Linked DNA regions of Homo sapiens: regions 1 and 3 are each linked to region 2. A link is a contact called in ENCODE Hi-C or POLR2A ChIA-PET data. All regions are on one chromosome and are shown on one strand. The core of a region is the stretch at or near the end of the contact, and the rest is flanking DNA. Distances in the headings are between cores, read along the strand shown.

The links. A loop is a pair of places that touch in the nucleus more often than their neighbours do. ChIA-PET counts read pairs that join two places held with the same protein, here RNA polymerase II (POLR2A). Pooled maps may share reads with other maps.
Region 1: a map of prostate gland shows a loop between it and region 2 (2.5-fold over the local background). The contact joins the enhancer-like site here to the promoter of SOBP in region 2. A Hi-C loop is called at or near these places in 1 of 168 maps with a recorded cell type or tissue (prostate gland) and 1 of 50 pooled maps. POLR2A ChIA-PET finds 5 or more read pairs at or near these places in 1 of 52 experiments (activated T-cell).
Region 3: a loop to region 2 is called in a map of heart right ventricle, with 2.1 times the contacts of the local background. The contact joins the enhancer-like site here to the promoter of SOBP in region 2. A Hi-C loop is called at or near these places in 2 of 168 maps with a recorded cell type or tissue (endothelial cell of umbilical vein and heart right ventricle) and 3 of 50 pooled maps. POLR2A ChIA-PET finds 5 or more read pairs at or near these places in 2 of 52 experiments (Panc1 and activated T-cell).

Annotation. Positions count from the first base shown.
Region 1 is chr6:107,239,314-107,243,736 of GRCh38, forward strand. All of the region lies in intron 4 of PDSS2 (decaprenyl diphosphate synthase subunit 2), which reads right to left. Among named protein-coding and RNA genes, the nearest start is that of BEND3, 130 kb to the left of the region's middle. Within about 2 kb of position 2,623, at least 3 of the 41 ENCODE cell types and tissues checked have a DNase peak (open chromatin) inside an H3K27ac peak, as active enhancers do; they include prostate gland, where a contact is called at or near this core.
Region 2 is chr6:107,488,827-107,493,276 of GRCh38, forward strand. SOBP (sine oculis binding protein homolog) reads left to right here and starts at 1,291. Exons shown (of 7, transcript NM_018013.4): 1 at 1,291-1,886. The coding sequence starts at 1,791. RefSeq lists silencers at 1,521-1,570, 1,611-1,670.
Region 3 is chr6:107,327,945-107,332,278 of GRCh38, forward strand. The region is part of intron 2 of PDSS2 (decaprenyl diphosphate synthase subunit 2); the gene reads right to left. Among named protein-coding and RNA genes, the nearest start is that of PDSS2, 130 kb to the right of the region's middle. Within about 2 kb of position 2,372, at least 3 of the 41 ENCODE cell types and tissues checked have a DNase peak (open chromatin) inside an H3K27ac peak, as active enhancers do.

The DNA.
Region 1 (4,423 bases), core at 1,373-3,872, 250 kb before region 2:
ACAAAGTAAATGCCCCCAAAATGTGAAATTGTTCAGTAAATTACAGTATAACAATGTGAAGAAATATTAAACAATCATTAAAATTATATTTTTGAAGACTTTTAATGACAAAAATGATTATGCTGGGAAGTAAATCAATATGCAAAGTGTTATATACAGTAACAACTCAAAATTGGGAGAAATACAGAATAAAATCTAGAAAGAAATATACTAAAACATAATCATGATTCATTTCTGGGGAATGGTTTTATAAAATAATTTTTATTTTCCTCTTGACCTTTTTCTGTTTTCAATTATTATTTAATAAACATGTACTCTACCTTTTTTTTTTTTTTTTTTTTTTTTTGAGACAGAGTCTCGCTCTGTTGCCCAGGCTGGAGTGCAGTGGTATGATTTCGGCTCACTGCAACCTCCGCCTTCCAGGTTCAAGCGATTCTCCTGCCTCAGCCTCCCAAGTAGCTGGGATTACAGGTGTGCGCCACTATGCCCAGCTAATTTTTGTATTTTTAGCAGAGACACGGTTTCACCATGTTGGCCAGGCTGGTCTCGAACTCCTAACCTCAAGTGATCTGCCCACCTCAGCCTCCCAAAGTGTTGGGATTACAGGCGTGAGCCACCGTGCCTGGCCTATTTTTCTAATCAGAAAATAAGTTAAAATGATAAGACAATTAGAATTTAGATATACAGGTCTGTGAATCCAAAGTCAATTTTGTAAAAATGTAAAATATTTAGTGAGTACAGTAAGTAACATGAGCGTAATATATAAAACAGCTTAACTGGGGAACTCTTGACCATTTAAAATGCAATTTTCCAGCTGAGCATGGTGGCTTATATCTGTAATCCCAACACTTTGGGAGGCTGAGGAGGGAGGGTAGCTTGAAGCCAGGAGTTCAAGACTAATTTGGGCAGTATGGTGAGACCTTGTCTCTACAAAAGTTTTAAAAAATTAGACAGGTGTGGTGGTAGGCTACTGTGGTCCCAGCTATTCGGAAGGCAAGGACTGCTTGAGCCCAGGAGTTCAAGGTTTCAGTGAGCTAGGATGACACCACTGCCCTCCAGTCTGGATGATAGAGTGAGACCCTACCTTTTTTTTTTTTTTTTTTTTGAAACTGCAGTCTCACTCTGTCCAGGCTGGAGTGCAGTGGCTCAATCTCAGCTCACTGCAAACTCCACCTCCCAGGTTCAAGCGATCCTCCTGCCTCGGCCTCCCGAGTAGCTGGGATTACAGGCGCGCACCACCAAGCCCAGCTTTTTTTGTATTTTTAGTACAGATGGAGTTTCGCCATGTTGGCCAGCCTGGTCTCAAACTCCTGACCTCAGGTGATCAGCCTGCCTCCACCTCCCAAAGTGCTGGGATTACAGGCGTGAGCCACCGCACCTGGCTGAGACCCTACCTGTAAAAAATAAAAATTTAAAAAAAAAAAAGCAATTTTTCTATTTCAAATGCTTCTTTCTTCAATGAGCTAACATTTAAAAAGCAGAGAGGGGAGATATTTTCTTATAAACACTAAAGAAAGCAGAATGGCTAATTTTTATTATAATGAGCAAATGGTTCACAAACTAGCCAATGCAAAAATGAAAATATATTTCAATGGATAGAACAAAGGATGAATTTCCTAAGCTATTTTGTATGTTTATATAGCTGTAATTCAACTTACTTAGTACAGTAAGTATGAGTAAGTAATAGCACTTTGGGAGGCTGAGGAGGATGGGTCGCTTGAGGCCAGGAGTTCAAGACCAGCCTGGCCAACATGGCAAAACCTCGTCTCTACTGAAAATACAAAAATTAGTGAGACGTGGTGGTGTGTGCCTGTAGTCCCAACTACTTGCAAGGCTGAGGCACAGGAATCGTTTGAACCGGGTAGGCAGAGGTTACAGTGAGCTGAGATCGCGCCACTGCACTCTAGCCTGGGCAACAGAGCGAGACTCGGTAAAAAAAAAAAAAAAAAAAAGTATTAGTAATATAAGTCATGTACATTTTCACAGCTTTAAGGAGAATTAGGTAATTGCTCTACAAACCTCTTCTTCTTCTTTTTTTTTTTTTTTTTTTTTGAGACGGAGCCTCGCTCTGTCCCCAGGCTGGAGTGCAGTGGCGAGATATCGGCTCACTGCAAGCTCTGCCTCCCGGGTTCACACCATTCTTCTGCCTCAGCCTCCCGAGTAGCTGGGACTACAGGCGCCCACCACCACGCCCAGCTAATTTTTTGTATTTTTAGTAGAGACAGGGTTTCACCGTGTTAGCCAGGACGGCCTCGATCTCCTGACCTCGTGATCTGCCCGCCTCAACCTCCCGAAGTGCTGGGATTACAGGCGTAAGCCACCGCACCCGGCTGCTCTACAAACTTCTTTTGGAGAAGGTGACTTCTAATGTATCCAGTTCCAATTCCCTTGCATTTTTTGCTATGCATCTACCTTAGTCACATATATGCTATTTAACAGAAAGCTATTTTCCTACTACCCAGGATCTTCACCACTGCATTAAGCTGCCATATAGAAAACAGACTGCTATTGTATCCTCTTACCCCTAGAAAGATGAAATGGTTTGCAGCTTCTTTTAAATCACAAAAAAATTCTTTTGTGTACTAAATTGGCCCAAGGCTACGGAGGTTGTGCAACAGAGATCCACAGAGGAGCCTCTCTTCCCACATGACCTCCACTTGTGGCTGCTTCCCAGTCCTGCCAGAACATGAAAACCTTGAAAGCACTCCATGTGGGGGCAGTGCTCTCTCTGGCATCTGAAGTACTTCTTGCGCTGTTAGAAAAAACAAATTCTGAAGAGCCATTGCAATGGTAAGCACACTCAGGAAAAAAAGCCAGAATTTTTCTGGTTAGGAAGGGAAATGTGGTTAACCTAAATTGGACCTGAGGCACAAATGGAGGCATCAAGAAGCACTCCCACTACTACAGTTCAACTATGCATTTTTGTTTCCATTCTTTTTGAAAAAATTATTATTATTATTATTATTTTGAGACGGAGTCTTGCTCTGTCGCCCAGGCTGGAGTGCAGTGGCGCGATCTTGGCTCACTGCAAGCTCCGCCTCCTGGGTTCACGCCATTCTCCTGCCTCAGCCTCCTGAGTAGCTGGGACCACAGGCGCCCGCCACTGTGCCCGCCTAATTTTTTTATATTTTTAGTAGAGATGAGATGGTCTCGATCTCCCGACCTCGTGATCCGCCTGCCTTGGCCTCCCAAAGTGCTAGGATTACAGGCGTGAGCCACCACGCCTGGCCAAAAATTATTATTTTTTAAGAGACAAGGTCTTGCTGTCACCCAGGCTGGAGTACAGTGGTGTGATCACAGCTTATTGTAACGTCAAACTCCTGGGTTCCAGTGATCCTCCTGCCTCGCCTCAGCATCCTGAGCAGGCATGGGCTACCATGCCCAGTTATTTTATTTTTTGTAAAGATGGGGTCTTCCCATGTTGTCCAGGCTGGTCTTGAACTCCTGGCCCCAAGAGATCCTCCTACCTCGGCCTCCTAAAGTGCTGGGATTATAGGCTTGAGCCACCACACCATTCTGTTTCCATTATTAAAAAAGAATGGCCCTTTAAATGGTTTGGCTATTTTCAGAAATTTAACTGCTTAAAAAAGGGCTATGAGGAGGTGGCAGGGAAAGAGGACAGATGAATGAAGCAGTGCTATAAAGTCTCTTTAATAAAATGTAGCTAATGAAGGTTAGCATTCCTCTGAATCTCTGTATTTAAATAAAGTCAGCAATTGGTGCTTGCTAAGTGGTGGTTCAAGTACAATCAACAGCCCTTCAAAGACTTTGTTGCTTCTTCTTTTCTCTTTTTCAGGAAGAAACACATTAAAAATATTAGAAAAAGCATGGGACTGAGAGTCAAGAAAAACCTGGGTTCATTATGAACTGTGAAACATGTTAATATATTAACAAATAATTTTCAGACACTATGCTTTCCTGCCATTTGTTATGTTTGAATTTCAGGCTTTTCCTCTATAAATGGGAATACCAACAAATGTCACCCTTTTCATAGGTGATTGTGTACAAAGAAAGTATAAGCAAACTGTAAAGGGCTATCTAAGTATTAACTGTCGTAGCTGTCAGGTTTCCCTGACATAAAAAATACTTAAAACATGGTCACACAATTATTAATGAACTGAGCTTATTATAGTGGACAAATGGTAAGAGTAGATAAATTAAGAACCTTAAAACCAACAATAATGCTTTCATGTAAAAATTAACATATTTAATTGTGAAATATAGATATCTTATATGGAACTAAGTTGAACACTCTGGAAATATCCCAAGGGAAAACAGTGTCTCAACAGCCAGAACTGGTCACTATAATTATCATAGAGTGGGATCTCAGGTATGGCAGACAGATGCTATCAAATCAGGTTTCACTAAAGTACAGAAGATATGGGAGCGGGTACGGGGAAGTGCTGGGTAGAGAAAGGCAGGT
Region 2 (4,450 bases), core at 41-2,540:
CCCCATATCGCATTGTGTCAGGTAATTATGAAGTGTCGAGGCGCGGGAAGGAGAAGCCGGGAACGTCAATGTGTCCTCTGCAACGTGTGGGAGCGCTCAGAGCCGCGCGTATCACAGAAACATCATCCAGTCGTCACCCCCAATGCCTCAACCCAGGGACAGGGACAGACTCAATCAGACCTCGGCCCCAGGCGTGGCAGGAGAGGGCCAAAGAGGGGACTTGTGAGCGCAGAGGGAGCGAGCACCGCTCCATGGAGGGCAGGCGCTAGCTGGGAAGTCGGGAGGAGAAAGTGCAACCAGGCGGGGAGGGGAGGATCCCACCGGGGCGTGGCGAGGGCGTTCGGGGTCCGGGTGAGCGGGACCCTACGCGGGACCGTGCGCTCCCAGAAGCTCCCACTCAGCCCAACCTTTTGGGCGAAACCCAGGACACCCAGATAAGGGTGCAGGCGGGGTCACGCGTAAAGCTGTTACTTTGAAGCAGGGCATAAGTGAGAGAGAGATAAAGAGAGAAGGAACAAGGGGAAAAAGAAATGAAGGGGCTGAAGGCCGAGATGTCCTACTTCTAAGTAGTTCTTTGAGAGGCAAAAGCTTCATTGCCATTGCAGTCCGAGGCAGCGCCGCGTGGAGGACCGGCCGGGCGGGGCGCGGGGACCTCTCCAAGGGGTCTCCAGCCTCCGCGCACTCTGCGGTGGCCCCCGGAGGGGGAAACTATTCTGGCAGCTCAGTGGGGGGAAGCTCGTCCGGGCTGTGGTTTCCTTTCCCCGAGACCCCAGCGTTGCACCCCCGAGGCGGCAGGCTCAGTCAACCCTCCCCGGGGGACGGCGGCCCTCTAGCCAGGCGACCTCAGGTCTCGCGACCTCCCGCCGCCCAACCTTCTCCTTTCACCCCCATTCATTTTTCCTCAGCGGCTCCTAGGACGGGCTCAAAAACCAACTCCACACGCAACCCAGCCCACCTCGCGGAGCTGAGAAGCAGGGCTGGGTTCCGAGCGGGCGCCGGCGCCCCTGGCGTGTGGCGGGGAGGTGGCGGCCGCGGGGGGCGCCGCGAGCCGCCCGTGCCCGCCGCGGATGAACAGGCGGCTGCGAGCAGCCCCCGGAGCCGCGCAGCATCCGCGTATCCAGTGACGGTGGAAGCCACGCCCGCTCGAGAGCCGGGGGGCTGTCCTCGCCCCCCCCACCTTTCCCCTCCCTCCGACCCCCTCCCGGCCGCGCTCCCTCCCCTCCTCCCGCGCCGGCCCCCGGCCCGCCCCCGGCTCGGCTCGCGGGAGGCGCTGGGCGCCGGGGCTGGCGCGCTCTCCCGGGCTCACACACAGCCGCGCACGCACGCCCGGGGCCGCTCTCCGCGCCGGCCCTTGCTCCCCGCGCCCATGCGGACGGACCGAGCGACGGAAGATGGCTGACGACTCCACGGGGCCCCGAGGATGCGGCCCGGCGGCGGCGGCGGCGGGAGCGGCAGCGGCAGCGAGGGCGGCAGGGGCAGCGGCAGCAGCGGCGGCGTTGGCTGCGGCGGCGGCGGCGGCGGCAGCAGGAGCCGGAGCGACGGCGGCGGCATCCCCGAGACTCTCCGCACTATCCTTACCCGTGACAGCCACTGACGTCCTCCGCCGCTAGAAGAGACCCCGCTTCTCGGCGCCTGCCCTCCCCCTCGCGGCTCGGTCCGGCCCCGCCAGCACCGCTACCTCCGCCAGCCTCGCCACCATCAGCACCACCTCCACCGCCGCCGCCGCCGCCACCACCACCGCCGGCGGCGGCAGCAGCCATTTCATCTCCACAGAAACCAGACACAAAAACATGGCAGAAATGGAGAAAGAAGGGAGACCTCCCGAAAATAAACGGAGCAGGAAGCCGGCTCACCCAGTGAAAAGGGAGATCAATGAGGAGATGAAGGTATTTTTTGATCTCGGGGGCCAGGGAGACTGAGCTCTTTCTTGCGCCCGCTCCCCGTGGGCCGTGGTATGGATCTGGGGGGTACCGGGGCGCGCTTGTCAGTTTCTGTAGGATGCCCAGAACGGCTCCGCTCCTCCTCCAGGTGTAAAGCAGAGGCCAACTCGAGGGCTGCATCCCCGAAATTGTTGCCAACCTCAGATTTGATGAGGGGGGACCACATACTATTTAACCTTACGAATCCCAGGTTGGCACGGACGCGTTTCAGGGCGAGGGCACCGGGGACTCGAGCGGCGTTGGGCAGGGGAAGAGGCTTTCCCAGTGGACGGTGCAGTTTCTCCCCCCTTTTTGAGAATCATCCTCAGGGTCCCTCCAAAGTTAGGAGCCTCCTGGCCGGGGCACCCCGGAGAGAGCTCTATTCCACCCCTCTCCCCCAGCTCACCCTCCTGCTCCTCAATCCCGCTTCCCCCCAACCAACCAGCTGCGACGGCGTGAAGAGCCCGTCAGTGCCCGGCGAGCTGCGGCCCGAGAGGCGCGGGTCTGGGCACGGTCCTGACCGCTCTCCTCGCCCGCCCCCGCCCGCACCTCACCACTGGCAGCCTCCGCCTCCCGCTCGCCTCTGCCTGCCTCACTTCCCAGCCAAGCAGACCCCGGCCAGCCCCGCTGGAGGACAGCTGTCTGAGGGGCGGCCTTTGCAGGGCGCCTGTCCATTGTTCGCTAAGGCCGGCCCGGAGTCCTCTCGGCGAGGCTGGGCTCCCCGCCAGGCCAGCGGTGCACCAGAGGTGGAGAGCGCAGCAGCCTGGCGCTCCAGCTGTTCGCGTTAGAGCAATTGCACAAGAGCACCGCTCAGCTCTGGACCCCCTCGTTGCCCCCCACCTCCTTATTTTCCATGAAGTTGCGGCTTTTGCCTGGGCGAGGGTTTTATTCTGTGTTGATTTCACGAGTCTCTATTGATATAAAACAATTTATTTATTTTTCTGCGAGCCATCAAAAAGTAGCAGGTTTGCATTTTGCGGTCTTCTTGGTGTTCCCCATCTTCTGCATGAAATCCTTAATACTACCAGGTGGCTTAATACTACTACTTGGCCAGTTTTGGTTCAGTTTGTATTTAAAAAACAAACTGGATGAAAATGGTGTGCAAGTAAGTCAAATTTATTGCGCTTTGACGCTTTCTTCATTAGAACAAGCATTTTCTATCATAGCTCACGCTTAGCAGGGGACGCATGGATATATATCATATATGTATGCGTACCTAGGTGCATATGCTTAGCTTTACTTCTCAGAAATGTCAGAAGCAACCTAAATATCAGAATTAGGGGTTTTATTACTGGATAAGGAACTTAGTACCTGGAAGCATGAGGTGCAGCATGAGTCCAACGGAGAGTTAAGGGAGATTTGCCTTGGAAATCAATGCTGTTTCTTATGGTGGAAACCACTGTTGATTCCAATGATGGACAGTTTTATTTTATTTTTTTTAAGACCGGTAGAAGTTGTTGTTTTTTGATGGGAACAAAATTCAAACAGTCCATAATAACCATTCTTCCTCACTTACCCTTACCTCCTGTCCTGCATTTCCAGTTTACTTTTGCATTTCATTTTAGGTTGGGGGTGGGGAAGGGGGAGAGAGGTGAAAGCCACTAGGAAATCACAAGGAGCTCTGGCCCTTTAAAACGCTGCCTAATGTGATCTATATGGATGGCAGCTTTTAAGTTTCATAGGTTCTAGAATTACAAATTAGCTAATTTTAATCAAAACATGTGAAATGTTATCCCGGCTGGATATAAAGGCTGACTGTGCTCGATGCTTGGGGCTCGCGTTGTTGATTTTGGCTGCAGGCGCAGTCCGTGGTTTGGGAGATAGTTGTCCTTCTGCAGTATAACAGATGTTTGTCTGAACTGGTGAGGAAGAAACAAAAACAACATTGTGTGAAGGGGAAAAATTACACAATTTTTAGCCGATGCTGCAGGACTAAGTATGGAATTAACCTTGGTGCACAGAATTTCCTCTTTTTAAAATATTATTTTCCTTCCAAATCACCACCCACTATTTGAAGTTTTAATCCTCACCCTTTCAATCCAGAGTAGCATTAAATAAGAAGTTTTACACGGCAAATAACTCAATTGTCTGTAGGATCAGTGTTTTCTCTCTTCTTTGGACCAAAGTAAAATACCCCTAACCAAAAATTTTAGTCATGTTCAAGTATACCATGCCTGAGAGTCTAGTGGAATTGTTTAGTAGGCATTCTTCTAATATAACAGCACCAAAAGTCCTCACTTAAAAAGTGGTTTCTCAAAGTCAAAAGGTGGAAGGATTATTTTGAGCTCCTTAATATCTTTCTGTTTTTAATATTAATAATCACATCAGCAAAACCCCTCCCCAAACATCATGATACTATTACTCCTCCAGCTCCCTGAACCTAAGTGTAGAGTAACATAACAAGTTGGTTGCCCTGTATATAAATGTGTGCAACAAAATGTCACCGAGAACACAATGTGGCCTTGTGCAGCTTCATATCGGTGCCGCTGGAGCTGCCTGGCTGTGTTTGCCTTCATCTGAACGGCTTTCAT
Region 3 (4,334 bases), core at 1,122-3,621, 160 kb before region 2:
ACTTACACTGTAAAACATGTGTTTCAAATGTTTGCGTCAGTCTAAAACACTTATGTTATACAGAAGATCCAGTCATCCAGATAGAGATTTAAATGAATACTATGTCCAAGGCATTGGTGAGTTGTAAAGGTATACAAAGCTAAGTGCCTACTCTGAAGGAGTGGGAAATCTAATAAAGACCATGAAGCAGCATGACTGGGGTCTGGAATGGCAATAATAAACCACATTTGGAAGCATATTCTATGTATGAGGCACTGTTCTAAGGGTTCTCGATGTATTAACTTATTTAATCCACTTAATAGACATGAGGCACAGAGAGGTTATCTAACTTGTCTGGGGTCACACAGCTAGTAAGTGATGAAACAAGGATTTGAACCCAGACAATTTATAACCAATATACATATTTCTTCCTCTACTTGACTACTTAATGTGGGACCTCGGAAAGTTACTTCACCTGAGTCTCAGTTTTCTCATTGGTGAAACTGTTTTCTTTTCTTTTCTTTTTTATTTTAGTAGAGATGGGGTTTCACCACGTTGGCCAGGCTGGTCTCGAACTCCTGACCTCAAATGATCCACCCACCTCAGCCTCCCAAAGTGCTGGGTTTACAGGTGTGAGCCACCGTGCCCAGCCTGAAACTGTTATTTCTGCCTCACAGAGTTCTCATTAGGATTCAAAGTTAGGCATGCTGATACAGAGAAACATTTACCAAACTTTTGCCGCTTTCCACAAGGTGTACTACTACTGACAGGGACCAATGGGTTCTGTAGTCAAATGACTGGGAAACAATATCTCAGAGTCATGATACATAAATCCGTACCTAACTCCTAAGAATTCTCAAATGAAGGAATCTCTCTAACTCTGTTTAACCTGGCATGCCCACACTTATTTGATCCCAGAACCTTTTGTCCCACTGAACACCTAGTTACAACTTAAGCTCTGGAAGAAAAATTGGTAAATGCTAACAAGAAAAAGGCATGAAATCAAAGGACCCAGTGGGTTCAGGTCTGGCTCAGCCAATTTTTAACTGCTTGCTATGGGCAACAGCTCCAACCCCTCTCCATGTCTCTGCTTTCCCTCTCAGCTTTTGCCTAGACGACTTCACTAATTCCCTGGCTGACTCTCTATCTTGGACCTCACCTCTCAGGGTCACCTTCTAAGCGTCAGCTAATTATGTTCCATAGCACAGATACAGTAACATGACCCCTTTTGCTTAAACACCTTTTTGATAATAGCTAAGAATAAGAGCAAACACTTACAGAATGCTTACTATGCCATGCAGTATTCTACTCACTCGTTTAATTCTGAAAACCATTCTGTGAAGTACATACTGAGGTGCGGCTAGCAGGTGGTGCAGTCAGCTTCCAGATTCCAAGTCCACTCTGCTGCCTCTTGAACTCCCCACAATTTATCCAGGATATCGCCCTAATTCCTCAGGCCCTTCACAGTGTGACTTCAACCTTTCCTTTCCACCTCATCTTCATTCCCTGCTTCTCATATATGAGTTTCTAGGGCTGTGAGGCTGGCCTGTAGATGGCTGCCTTCAGTTCACAGGGCATTCTCCCTGTATATGCATATCTATGTCCAAATTTCCCCTTTTTATAAGGATGCCAGTTATATTGAGTTAGGGCCTATTCTAATGACCTCATTTTGACTTGATTAGCTCTGTAAAGATCCTTTCTCCTAATAAGGTCACATTGTGAGGTACTAGGGGTTAGGACTTCAACACATGAATTTTGGGAGGGTAAAATTCAATCCATAATACCTGCATACATAATGAAGCTAGTCTCTTTTCCATAAATTCATACAATCATGTAACAGTTATGTACTGAGTGCCTATTAATTACAATGTTGGTACTGTTCTGGGCCCTGCTAGGTACTTCTATACCCCACGTCTTTGTGAGGTATAGAAGCAGGGTGCAGTGGCGGGCGCCTGTAATCCCAGCTACTTGGGTAGCTCAGGCAGGAGAATTGCTTGAAACTGGGAGGCAGTGGCTTCAGTGAGCCGAGACTGCATCACTTCACTCCAGCCTAGGTGATAGAGCGAGACTCTGTCTCAAAAAAAAAAAAAAAAAGGAAAAAGGTAACATTTGCTGCTGTCAACAGATAAACCCTAAAATTTAAGTGGCTTAACAAATAGATTTTTCTTCTCATACATCTAGTCTGTATGGATGTTCCTGATGGGCAGGTGACTTTCCTTCAAGAGTGATTCAGGGACACAGGCAACTTTCATCTTGAATGGGTCACTTCCCAGATCATCTGCTTAAGGAGTATTACAGATGCAACATTTTTATGGCCAGGAAATAGTAAATATCACTTCTACTCCTACTCTATTGGCTAGATCTCAGTCACATGGCCAGCCACCTGCATGGGAAGCTGAGAAATGTAGTCTAGCCGGGTACTCAAGAAGAAAAGAAAGTGCGTTTGGCATACTTGCTTCAGTCTCTTCTACCAGTTAAGGTGCTGGGAAACTTCAGGAAATGAAAGTAGAGTGCAAATATGTTCAGTCTGTGGTCTGCTTTTAACTACTAGTTAGAAGAGAAGATTGAGTCAGTTCTTGATAAAACAACCGAGAAAGTGGAACCATCAGCCAAAATATTCACGTGAATTTCTGTAAACTTAATAATCATATCATGAGAAAAATCTATAGTTTTTAATATGCATTATATATTGTAATAAACTATCTTTTGTACACAAAATAAAACTATGCTATTACTAATAGAATGGGAAGTTGTAAACATTTTCTTGATTGTAGCTAGGGATAACTGTAAATTTAGTAATACTTGACTGGCTTTGCAACCAATTTTTTAAAAGTCAAGGTTAGTGGAATAAACCTAAAGTTCACAGTCTTGTTGGCAAAAGGCTATGGCGAATGTTTACAGTACATTTTTATAAATGTGGCTTTCTTGCCCGATTTTCAAAATGTAGTTATTACATTTTAGCCTAAATTCTGCCTCTCCTGGCTGTTATATGATTAGTTCACTAGACATCCACAGCACCAATTATATCCTTAGGCCAAACAAAAGAGATCACCTAACTCCCATTTGGTCCTTCAGGTAATTTACTCAGGTCCCGTTATCTGATATCAAAGTCAAGTTTTATGAGAGAAAAAATACCAACAAGGTAAATCCCAGTAGTTTGGAGGTGAATTAAAAAGCTCCCAAATTAGTACTTCCCTCAAATGTTAAATAATTCACTGTAGCATTATAGATACAAGACTCCAGCAAAAGTTACACTTGAACAATTAAGGAAGCAAGAGCTAAACAAATGACTTCAGGGGTAGAGAAACAAATTAATGGTTTCTCATAGCACTATACCAAATTACTTTTTCACATTAACAAGTGTGTAAAACACCCAAACACCCCCAATGACCTACTAGATGAAGTTTGATTATAGAAAATAGCCTGGGTTTACATGCCAGGATTATTCCCTAAATGTAACTGTGGATTCTATACACTTGAGTATAAAGCCCATTTATGTTATTTGGAAAGGTTTCATGTTCACAACGTACCCCTACTCTTTTCCAAAGTTCTTTTAGTCAAATTGCTTGGATTATAATGACCATCTGCCAACATGTTATGTGAAGGACCAAAAGCAATGAAATTGTTTCCTAGAGGCTAGACAAGAATTAGAAACACAAGGTTACATCACAGTGCACCATGTGCATACAGATTAATAGCTCCTGCTGAGTAGAAAGAGTATACACTTTGAGATAAAAATGGGATTTCAATCCCAACTCTATCACTTTCTAGCTAAAATATTTCAGATAAGTCAACCTGAGTATTAGCAATCTCTTCTGTAAAATAGGAATAACTTACTTATGTAACAAATATTTATTGAATATTTACTATGTATCAAGTAGTATTTTGCAAGGATTATTTTAGGATTAGAGATAAAAAAAATAGTAGGTGCTCATTATCTGTATGTGTGGTTATCCAAATATACAAGCAGATGACTAATAAGAAAGGGTCAAAGTCAGCAGACTGAAAATCAATGGAATTCCTAACCGAAAACAGAGATATATGGGATACAAGGCAATGTGAGGTCCATTTGCTTTCCAGGGACTAACAGGTAGTTAGTACTCACTCTAAATTTTTATATATTTTCTCTAGTTATCTCAACTAAACTTAGCCAAGAGTTTTCTACAAAATTTATAAGGTAAACTTTTTTTTTTTTTTTTGAGACAGGGTCTCATTCTGTTGCCCAGGTTGGAATGCAATGGCGCAATCTTAGCTCACTGCAACCTCTGACTCCAAGGCTCAAGCGATCCTTCCACCTCAGCCTCCTGAATAGCTGGGACTACAGGCACATGCCACCATGTCTGGCTAATTTTTTA